3 separate regions of the Homo sapiens genome follow, and regions 2 and 3 are each linked to region 1. A link is a contact called in ENCODE Hi-C or POLR2A ChIA-PET data. All regions are on one chromosome and are shown on one strand. Each heading gives the region's core, a stretch centred on a gene start or an enhancer-like site at or near the end of the contact. The rest is flanking DNA. Distances are from core to core; before and after follow the strand shown. Region 1 holds the start of NDUFA6 (NADH:ubiquinone oxidoreductase subunit A6). Region 2 overlaps NFAM1 (NFAT activating protein with ITAM motif 1). Region 3 overlaps MEI1 (meiotic double-stranded break formation protein 1).

What was found. A loop is a pair of places that touch in the nucleus more often than their neighbours do. ChIA-PET counts read pairs that join two places held with the same protein, here RNA polymerase II (POLR2A). Pooled maps may share reads with other maps.
Region 2: a map of B cell shows a loop between it and region 1 (10-fold over the local background). The contact joins the enhancer-like site here to the promoter of NDUFA6 in region 1. A Hi-C loop is called at or near these places in 2 of 168 maps with a recorded cell type or tissue (B cell and OCI-LY7) and 5 of 50 pooled maps. POLR2A ChIA-PET finds 5 or more read pairs at or near these places in 2 of 52 experiments (AG04449 and HEK293).
Region 3: a loop to region 1 is called in a pooled map, with 12 times the contacts of the local background. The contact joins the enhancer-like site here to the promoter of NDUFA6 in region 1. A Hi-C loop is called at or near these places in 7 of 50 pooled maps. POLR2A ChIA-PET finds 5 or more read pairs at or near these places in 7 of 52 experiments (CD4-positive, alpha-beta T cell, CD4-positive, alpha-beta memory T cell, GM10248 and 3 more).

Annotation. Positions count from the first base shown.
Region 1 is chr22:42,089,044-42,092,080 of GRCh38, forward strand. NDUFA6 (NADH:ubiquinone oxidoreductase subunit A6) reads right to left here and starts at 1,729. Exons shown (of 3, transcript NM_002490.6): 1 at 1,563-1,729. The coding sequence starts at 1,701. NDUFA6-DT (NDUFA6 divergent transcript) reads left to right here and starts at 1,890. Exons shown (of 5, transcript NR_034118.2): 1 at 1,890-2,138; 2 at 2,254-2,557.
Region 2 is chr22:42,395,181-42,398,278 of GRCh38, forward strand. It overlaps NFAM1 (NFAT activating protein with ITAM motif 1), which reads right to left. Exons shown (of 6, transcript NM_145912.8): 4 at 2,678-2,776. Among named protein-coding and RNA genes, the nearest start is that of LINC01315, 28 kb to the left of the region's middle. RefSeq lists a silencer at 1,643-1,937. Within about 2 kb of position 1,656, at least 9 of the 41 ENCODE cell types and tissues checked have a DNase peak (open chromatin) inside an H3K27ac peak, as active enhancers do; they include B cell and OCI-LY7, where a contact is called at or near this core.
Region 3 is chr22:41,779,694-41,782,831 of GRCh38, forward strand. It overlaps MEI1 (meiotic double-stranded break formation protein 1), which reads left to right. Exons shown (of 31, transcript NM_152513.4): 23 at 1,591-1,701; 24 at 1,992-2,152. Among named protein-coding and RNA genes, the nearest start is that of CCDC134, 19 kb to the right of the region's middle. RefSeq lists enhancers at 1,623-1,672, 1,683-1,782, 1,933-1,982. Within about 2 kb of position 1,563, at least 12 of the 41 ENCODE cell types and tissues checked have a DNase peak (open chromatin) inside an H3K27ac peak, as active enhancers do; they include CD4-positive, alpha-beta T cell, where a contact is called at or near this core.

The DNA.
Region 1 (3,037 bases), core at 479-2,978:
AAGACCCTTCTGACTTTGGGACTTTCTTCCCAAAACAGAATTTGAGGGAAGGTCTTGGGAGGGGTCGGTTTAGAAAGAGCTGGATCCTCAGAGTCAGGATACCTGGGTTCTGTCTTCTACTTGGCCACTGATTTACCCTTCACAAGCCACCCTTTTTGAATGTGGTCCTCCTTCCCCCAGCACCTTCCTCCTGCAACCAGAGAGGGTTCTGGGTACTCCTAGAAGTATTCTGCCAGGCAAACATTATGTTTTCAAACTGCTGAATTTGAATGCACCACCCCGAAACACACACACACACACACACACACACACTGCTACAGTCACTCCCCACACACATCTTTTATCTGCCTGCCCCTGAAGGCATCTGAATTTGCAGTCCCTGAACCAGCAGATCACTCAAGTTTCTCCTTCTCTAGTATCGCGTGGGTTTAAGTTCTGGTCAGTAGCAATTTTTCCAAAAGTCAGCTTGAAGACAGGGACTCTGTGGAGCAGACACAGTTCTCATATGTCAAAGAACCGGGTTCTGCTTGGAAGCTGCTGCTAAGGAAAGCCCTATAAATAACAAAAATAACAACAAAAACAACGGCAGCAGCTAATATTTAATGAGTTAAATATGCATCAAGTCCTGTTCTAAGCACTCTAGATATTTTAACTTAATACAGTAACCTTCTGAAGAAGGAATTATTATTCCCATTTTAAAGATGAAGAAACTGAGGAATAGATGAAATAACTGGCCCAAGGTCACACAGCTAGTTGAGGGCAGCGCCTGAAGAAAAGTCCGTGCTCCTAACCACCACATTCTACCGCCTTTTCACACACACAAGCAGGGACTCGACAGCCCTGAGGAGTGGCACCGTGCTCCAGCTCACTCAAAAACACCTCTTTCTCGCACTTTGGGAGGCCGAGACGGGCGGATCACGAGGTCAGGAGATCGAGACCATTCTGGCTAACACGGTGAAATCCCGTCTCTACTAAAAATACAAAAAAAAATGGCCGGCGTGGTGGCGGGCGCCTGTAATCCCAGCTATTCGGGAGGCTGAGGCTGAGGCAGGAGAATGACGTGAATCCGGGAGGCGGAGCTTGCAGTGAGCCGAGATCGCACCACTGCACTCCAGCCTGAGCGACACAGCGAGACTCTGTCACAAACAAAAAAATCCAACGGGCATCTATAATTACACTCTGCAACTCTAGACTTTGGGTTCTGGGTACAACAGTGGCTCGGCCTGGGCCCTGGGCACATCACTTCACCTCTCGGTGCCTCCGCTGCCTCACCCACAAAGTGAGTGTGTCACTGACAGTCATCGTCCTCCCGCCAATTGCGAAGGACAAAAGAGACCAAAGCTCCGATAGCACGTACGAATGCTAGGCACGGCCGGTCTGACCACCGCGCCGCCGCCAGGTCCGGCCCATGGTAGGCTCGGGTGACCCTCTTCCCCTGAAGCACCCGCAGTCGCCTCTGCCCAAGTTGGTGACCTCAGCTGGGCCCATGAGAAACCCCGGCCGGGCCGGCTACGACCTTGAGCGGCGGCCTCCGGGTCCCCACGTAAGCCGCTACCTCTCACCAGTGTTCGGCACCTCCCGATACCAGGCGCGGTAGAGCTCGCGCACCCTCCGCTTGGCCTCGTTCATGTCCCGACTGAAAATGGGCTTCACGAAGGTGCTGGCGGTAGAAGTAGCTTGGCGGACGCCGCTCCCCGCCATCTTGCCAAAGCATCCACTCCACAACCCCACCCCTTTGCAAGCAGCGCGTGCGGACCGCGGGCGAATGTCTTTTCCCATTGGCTAAGGAGGAACGCCCCGCCTGTATGCTGGGTGGGCGGGAGGATGACTCTGAGGCTCTCGGATTGGCTGGGAAGCCTCTCTCTGGCTGAGCGAACGGTGGGTGCTGCGCATGCTCATCTACAGAAACGCCGCTTGGCCTTTGGACTACACCATCTGTCGCTCGCTCTAACGAGCCGGCGTTGCCGCCAGGGGACGCTCGGGCCGCAGGAGGTCGCTGGGTCGTGAGCTGGCGCCGGGGACGCCGAGCGACTGCGGGGTTTCCCTCAGCGTCCTGCTATCCGGCTGCCCGCCGCGCTCCTTGGTAGTGTCCGTGGGCGCGCAGGCCTTGAAGAACCTCCTCGTGGCGGGACCCCGAGGTAACTGCTGAGGCAGATAATGGCGCCTGGGCTGCGGTGGGGCTTGTCCTGCCGCCTGGCGGCTTTCTGCAGGGCCAGGATATACTTACTTTTCTGTAAACCAACTCTTCCTTAGCGCAGGAGAGGTGTCAAAGAGCTGGCGCGTCTCCAGAGCCCCGGGAGGAAGGCTGTAACGGCAGCCCCATCGTAGACAGGGACATTCGCATCCCGAGCCCTGGATCTCTGAAAACCAGCCCAGAATTTGGAAGCTGGAAGGAACTTTAGATCGTCCATTCTGAGTGTCTCTCTTCGCTGGCGTTTTCCCACTGAGGTTATGTAAACATGAAGAGGAGCCTACAAGTGTCAAGGAAAAAACGACAGCTAACCACAGGGCAGGCCATGGGCAAGATATCTCAGTGTTCTCCGCTCTCATAGGTCAGGTAGGTACCTCAGCATCCCCATTTTACAGGTGAGGAAACTGAGATGGCCCAGAGTCTAGGTCACCTGACAGATCGCCCCCACCTGCCTGACTGCTGCCTAAGAGGCTCCGTCTTTTTCTGAAGGTGTAGTTGACAGGAGCCTGTGAGTATTGGGGAAGGGCCAGGGGCCGGGGCTGAGCATCTACTCCAAACTTTCCCATTTCGAAGGGTTAAAAAACCAGATATACTTTTTTTCTTCCTTATTATCTTCTAAAATGTATATATATATTCAAGTGAGCTATACAAAAGAAAGCACGTAACATATATAAATTATAAAGCATAATAATAAAATGGAAGCTTTTGAACCTCAGTACTGACTTAAGAAGTTGTAACACAGTTAAGGTTTGTATAAAGTGTCCTTAGATGTCCTTAGTAGCCACTGTTCTCTAGTTCTCTAGGTACATTAACTTGGCTAGGCTTCACAACACACCAGTGAGATTG
Region 2 (3,098 bases), core at 406-2,905, 310 kb after region 1:
AAAATAAAACAGGCCAAGCGTGGTGGCTCACGCCTGTAATCCCAGCACTTTAGGAGGCCGAGGCGGGTGGATCACCTGAAGTCAGGAGTTCGAGACCAGCCTGGCCAACATGGCAAAACCCCATTTCTACTAAAAATACAAAAAAATTAGCCAGGTATGGTGGTGGTCTCCTGTAATCCCAGCTACTCAGGAGGCTGAGACAGGAGAATCGCTTGAACAGGGGAGACAGAGGTTGAAGTGAGCTGAGATTGCACCGTTGCACTCCAGCCTGGGCGACAAAAGCAAGACTCTGTCTCAAAAAAAAATAATAATAAATATAAATAATAAAAATAAAATAAAATAATGAGGATTGGAAAGGAAAAAGTAAAACTTGCATTATTCATAGATGACATGACTGGGTTCGTAGAAAATCCAAAGGAAGGCCAGGCGCGGTGGCTCACACCTGTAATCCCAGCACTTTGGGAGGCTGAGGTGGGCGGACCACGAGGTCAGGAGATCGAGACCATCCTGGCTAACATGGTGAAACCCCGTCTCTACTAAAAATACAAAAAAATTAGCCGGGCGCAGTGGCGGGCACCTGTAGTCCCAGCTACTTGGGAGGCTGAGGCAAGAGAATGGCATGAACCTGGGAGGCAGAGCTTGCAGTGAGCCAAGATCGTGCCACTGCACTCCAGCCTGGGCGACAGAGCGAGACTCTGCTCAAAAAAAAAAAAAAAAGAAAGAAAAGAAGAAAAGTAAAGAAAGTGAAAATGGGGACAAAACCTTTACCCTAAAACCTTATCAAGAGGATTGATAAAATATAACAGGTGTAAAGTCCTGCCATGATCCCTGGCACATAGTAGGTACACAACAAATGGCTCTTGATACCATCATCGTTGTGACTGTCACTCTTCTCCGCCCAGGCCCAATCCCAGTTGGTAGACCCTTATGTCAAGGGCTTGGCAAAGTTCTATGACCTCTACTCTCCAAGCTGGCCTGCAACTCTGCAGGCAGTTAGGTCTGTTCACCTCACTCCAGAGAAGTCGGCCTGCATCCTAGAGGCTGTGAAACCCAGGCAAAAAGAAGCTCTGCTCAAAAGAGCTCTTCCGTTAAACATAATCTCATAGAAAGATATTTATTCACGTGGAAAGATGTTCATGAAAAAAATAGCTGTATTGCTCCAATTAAAAAAGAAGTATGTGTGAGTGCGTATGGGTTTCTTTGTATATATTTATAGAAAAAATACTGGAAAATATATTAGTCAATGTTCTTAGTATTTATCCTGGAAGAAGATGGGATTAGGATGCTGGTTATTTTCTTCTTTTATATATATATATATATATCTCACATATGTGTATGCTGGGGGAGAGGGAAAGTGAGAGTGAGAGGGAGAGAGAGAAATATTTTCATCTAACAGTTGACACCAGAATCCCTGGTAGGGAAAATACCACTATGAGATGCTGGGAGACAGGAGAGAGTATGAGGAAGTCTCCGGCCACGTGCAAAACCGTGGCTGACAGAAACTCCCCAGGATGGGGAAGCTGAAAGCCCTTTGAGAACCATCACATTCCACTTGGAACTGTTGGCACTGCCCCACAGGGACATTTCCTTGGCCTCGCTGCCACCCGCCCCATCCTCAGCAGACAAGGCTGTATCCTGGGCGTCCTCTGTGTGGTGTTCTGTGGCGTTATTAGGGTGAGTCAATGTTGTGGGAACAGAAACGACAGCACGTACGAGCAGAACCCAAGCACCATCGCAGCCAGGGGGCGTGCACCTGGGGGGCGTGCACCTGGGGAGCGTGCACCTGGGAACCTGCAGGGCCCCAGAAGGGCTGTGTGCCTTCCAGGCGTGGAGTGGGGAGCCCACCTGGCGGTGCCAGATCTCACGAGATGGGGACCCCAGCTGGCACTGGGTGGCATTTCTTCTTCCCTTGCTCTACTTGGAGCATATGTTGTTCGTGGAGCCGAAAGGAACGTAGCAAAAAGAGTGTTCCCAGCCCTCCCCGGCCCCAGCCGCTGGGCAGAGGGCTGCATGCTGGCTGGCTGGCCAGGCTGGGGCAGCCTGGCCTCCTCGGCCCCTACGCTGCACCCACCTTCCACTTCCTGGAGATGCACCCACATCTCCAGGAAAATTGTTTCAGAAAATGCCTACAACACAGCAGAGAGTGGAACAAACAGGGTCCCAACGCATGTCTGCGCTGTGATTGTGACCATGTAAGATAATATCTGCATGTGCCAGGAGGGGAGAGAGCAAATCATTACAAATCACTGATGTGTTAAGGGCGTGGGATGGCGCCTGACCTCTTCCTCTTTTTGTGATTTTTGTTGTTTATACAATAAAAACAGGAGGAAGTGGTAAGAGCTGTTTGGTCAGATGAAGGAGCTTTCTTCATTCTTCGCCAACTTGTGCCGTCACTACCCCTTGTCCCAGAATGAGGATCCATGCCAAGGAGGGGAACAGGGCATGGGGGGCACCTGACATTCGTATGCCTTCCAGGAGCCCTGCACGTGTCATCTCTTTTCAGCTTCAGAGAAATTCCATGAGGTAAGAATTGTTATCCCCATTTTATAGATGAGGAACTTGAGGCTAGGAGAGTCCACACAGCTGGTACAAGACTGAGCCAGACAGACCCTGGTACAAGACAGACTCTGCCTAAGGCCTGAAAGAGGTGGAGGGAGCCGGGGGCCCCGGGACTCACTGTGTAGACAGATTCTGAAGGATGCTGCTTGGGGCTGCTGGCAGATCTTGGATCTGGGCACTTCCTGGTGGGGTCCTTCCCTGGACCCCGCATCCGCTTCTGTAGGGAGAAAGGAGTCAGGGCCAGGGATGAGTGGCTCTCGTCTTCCTCCCCGCACAGACCCCCCAGGGGAAAGGATGGCAGATTGTCATGAGGTCACACAGAGATTCATCACTCAGTCCCTCCCACTCACCCTCTCCAGGGAAACATGGCAAATGCCTACAAGACCTGCATCAAGCCATTCCTGCACCTGGAGACACAGGAAATGGAAAAGGCCCACACGAGGTGATGTCCCTGGACAGAGCACCTGGCTGGTAGGGACCCAAGCTACTGGGACCAGTGCCAGTGGGGCAGGGCCCCAGGGACCGAGCCAGCAGCCATG
Region 3 (3,138 bases), core at 313-2,812, 310 kb before region 1:
TTCAACAGATCCTATTCATGCAGATTCCTTTTTTCCTGGCACAAGGTCAGCTCTCCAGCTCATCCTACAATTGACTCAGATCTGATGATCCAGTTCACAGTTCTCCAGGCTTTTTTCTTACCCACACCCCAAACCTCCTCGGTTTCTCAACTCATGATGCTGCCATCACTTCACAGGCAGCACCTGCAGGAAGATTTGCTGAGGGAAGGTTGAAATGAATAGGAAAAATGACATGTCTTCAGTGTTTGTGGACCCCCCAGCTCCTGTAGCCACAGGTGAAGATGGGGCATCTTCCCTGCCTGGAGCCCAGTCCACCTCATGAGAACATCAGTGTCAGATTCAAAAAAAGGCCACTGGGGACGCATTGCAGATGGCCTCAGCCTGGTGCCAGTCATCACCAGCCTGTCTGTGAGATCAAGGCTGACACTAAGCTAGGAGGGGGATCTGTGTGTGACAAACTCAGCCTTCAGAAGAGCCTCTGACAGGGAGTAACAGGCTGAAACCCACACATGAAATGTAATAGGACATTTACATATAATCCTTGAGCACTTCTATATGACAGCAGAGAGTAGAGGACTGTGGTTCGGGGTGGAGGTACTGGTGTGGGAGGGAGCTGAGACCTGCTTGTCTGGGTGAGCACCGAAGTCAGGGTGTGATGTGGCTGCCAAAAAGTGAATGGAGCTGTAGGTAGGTTTCATATTAGGATGGGGATAGGGAGATGGGAAGTGGGAGTTCCCAAGAGTAAAGGGATATGTTCTATAGATATCTACAGTGTAATGTTGCACTGATGAGGCCTGGGAGAATGCAGAAGCACATCTAATCTTGCCTTGAGAGGTTAAGGAAGGCTTCAAGGGGGAGATGAACTTTGAGCTGAATTTTTTTCTTTTCTTTTTTTTTTTTTTTTTGAGACAGGGTCTCACTCTGTCACCCAGGTTGAAGTATAATAGCATGATAACTGCTCACTGCAGCCTCTACCTCTCGGGCTCAGGCGATCCTTCCACCTCAGCCTCTCGAGTAGCTGGGACTACCAGTGTGTGCCACCATGCCCAGCTAATTTTTTGTATTTTTTTGTGGAGAGACGGGGTCTCACCACATTGCCCAGGTTGGTCTTGAACTCCTGGGCTCAAGCAATCTGCCTGCCTCTGCCTCCCAAAGTGTTGGGATTACAGGCGTAAGCCACTGCGGAGGCCTGAGCTGAATCTTGATTGCTGACGGGGACAAGAGGAGTTAGCTAAATGAAGTGATGTGAGAGAGGGGATGTGGCAAGTGCAGGGAACTGCACTTCATTCGACTGTTAAAGTTCCCTTGGGAAGGTGGTGACGATGTTCACAGGATGGATCCCTTTGAAATCCTAAAGTCTTTCTGTGATGTGCAGCTGTAGGCTGCTTGCCTGATGTTTGTCTAGATGGAGGGTGTGAATGTGCCTTAAGGTTTGTCACTGTGTTTCTTTCCATTGGTTGTAATATCAGGGATACTTAGTTTGTGCTTGCTCCCCAAGACTGACATCTGAAATAGCCAGTCGCAGGCTACCACCTATGACAAGTGTGAGTGTTTTGCGACAGGCCGACTGGGGACTTTCATCTCTTGCAGTAAGCAAGCTGTGTGGGAAGTGCAGCCCCACTGACGTGGACATCCTGCAGCCCTCCTTCAACTTCCTGTATTGGAGCCTTCATCAGACCACACCCAGCAGTCAGAAAAGAGGTGCAGGGGCCCGGGCTGGGACAGTGAAGAGTGCTGGGCAGTCTGTGGTCCTCTGTATCTCAACTTTTTCATCTTAAAAAAACAAATAGGGTTGTGTGTGTGGCTGGTGGTCATAAGGTCCTTTCTGGCTCTAATAACCTGAGCTTCTGTTATGAAGCTGGGACCCTTAGAGCCTCAGGATGATCCTCTGTTTGTTTGTGAAGCCCCAATCAGGTGCTAAGCACCATAGTGGCACTTAGCTGAAGCTCCTCTGTAACTCCTGTGGGCCCTGCCTTGCCCACCCCCGACAGCTGCTGCAGTGCTCCTGAGCAGCACAGGCCTGATGGAGCTTCTGGAGAAGATGCTGGCCCTCACCTTGGCAAAGGCAGATTCTCCCAGGACTGCACTCCTCTGCTCTGCCTGGCTGCTCACTGCCTCCTTCTCTGCCCAGCAGCACAAGGGCAGTTTGCAGGTTAGTCTTTAACTCCTGTGGCTTTGAGGCATGGGGTGGCACTCAAAGGAGTGTTGAAGATCCTGAGTTCTGGTCCCAGCTCTGGGGGCTTATTAGCTGTGTGACCTTGGCAAGGTATTTACCCTTTCTGAGCTCAGTTTCCTTTCCTACAAAATGGGGAAAACATCTCAGGATTGTTGTGAGGTTGTTTCATATTAATCCACTTAACACATAAGGTTTACCTACACTCCAGGCTCTATTCTTGGCACAGAGGAATAAAAAATGAATATAGCATGTGTCCTACCCTTAGGGAACTTGTAGTCTTTAAGGATAAGATTGTACTCAGCAAAGATAGTGGGAGAAGGCATTCCAAGTAGAGAGAACAATATGAGCAAAGGCATGAAGCTGCACAAATTCAGGACATGCTCTGTATATTTGGGGAGTGGTGAGGTGCTCTGTGTGATGAGAAGGTGGGGAATGAATGGAGCAGAAAAGACCAGACGGGGAGGCAGAAGCCAGCCTGCGACCTTAAAGTGCAGCATGGCAAGCCGTGGAATGCCACACATGGTTAACTGTCATTATTACTGTTCGAGAAGGTGATGCAGGGAAGAGGAGAGCAGTGGACTTATCCACAGAGCACCTCCTTCCCCTCAGCCCCTCCCTCTTGTAGGGCCTTGTCATCACAGTGCCCTGCGTGAGCTCCTCTGTGGGCTACTTCTCATGGAAACCATCTGCTAGCCTCTGTGGTATCCTCACACTGCGCCCAATACTGTGCCAATCTAGTGATGGGCACACAGAAGTGACATGAGTTTTAAACTTTGGCCTCTAGAGGGGCAACAAGCTGTGGCAAATCTATGCTCTGGCAAATCCTGCAGGTTGTTGCCTGTGGTTGGTTTAGGACAGAAACCTTTCCTAATTTTCCGTGTGAGGCTGCTGGGCTCATCCAGCTGTCTGCAGTCACCTGCCTAGGAGAAAACTTGCATTTTGTCCTTGGCTCTGCCCTGGCC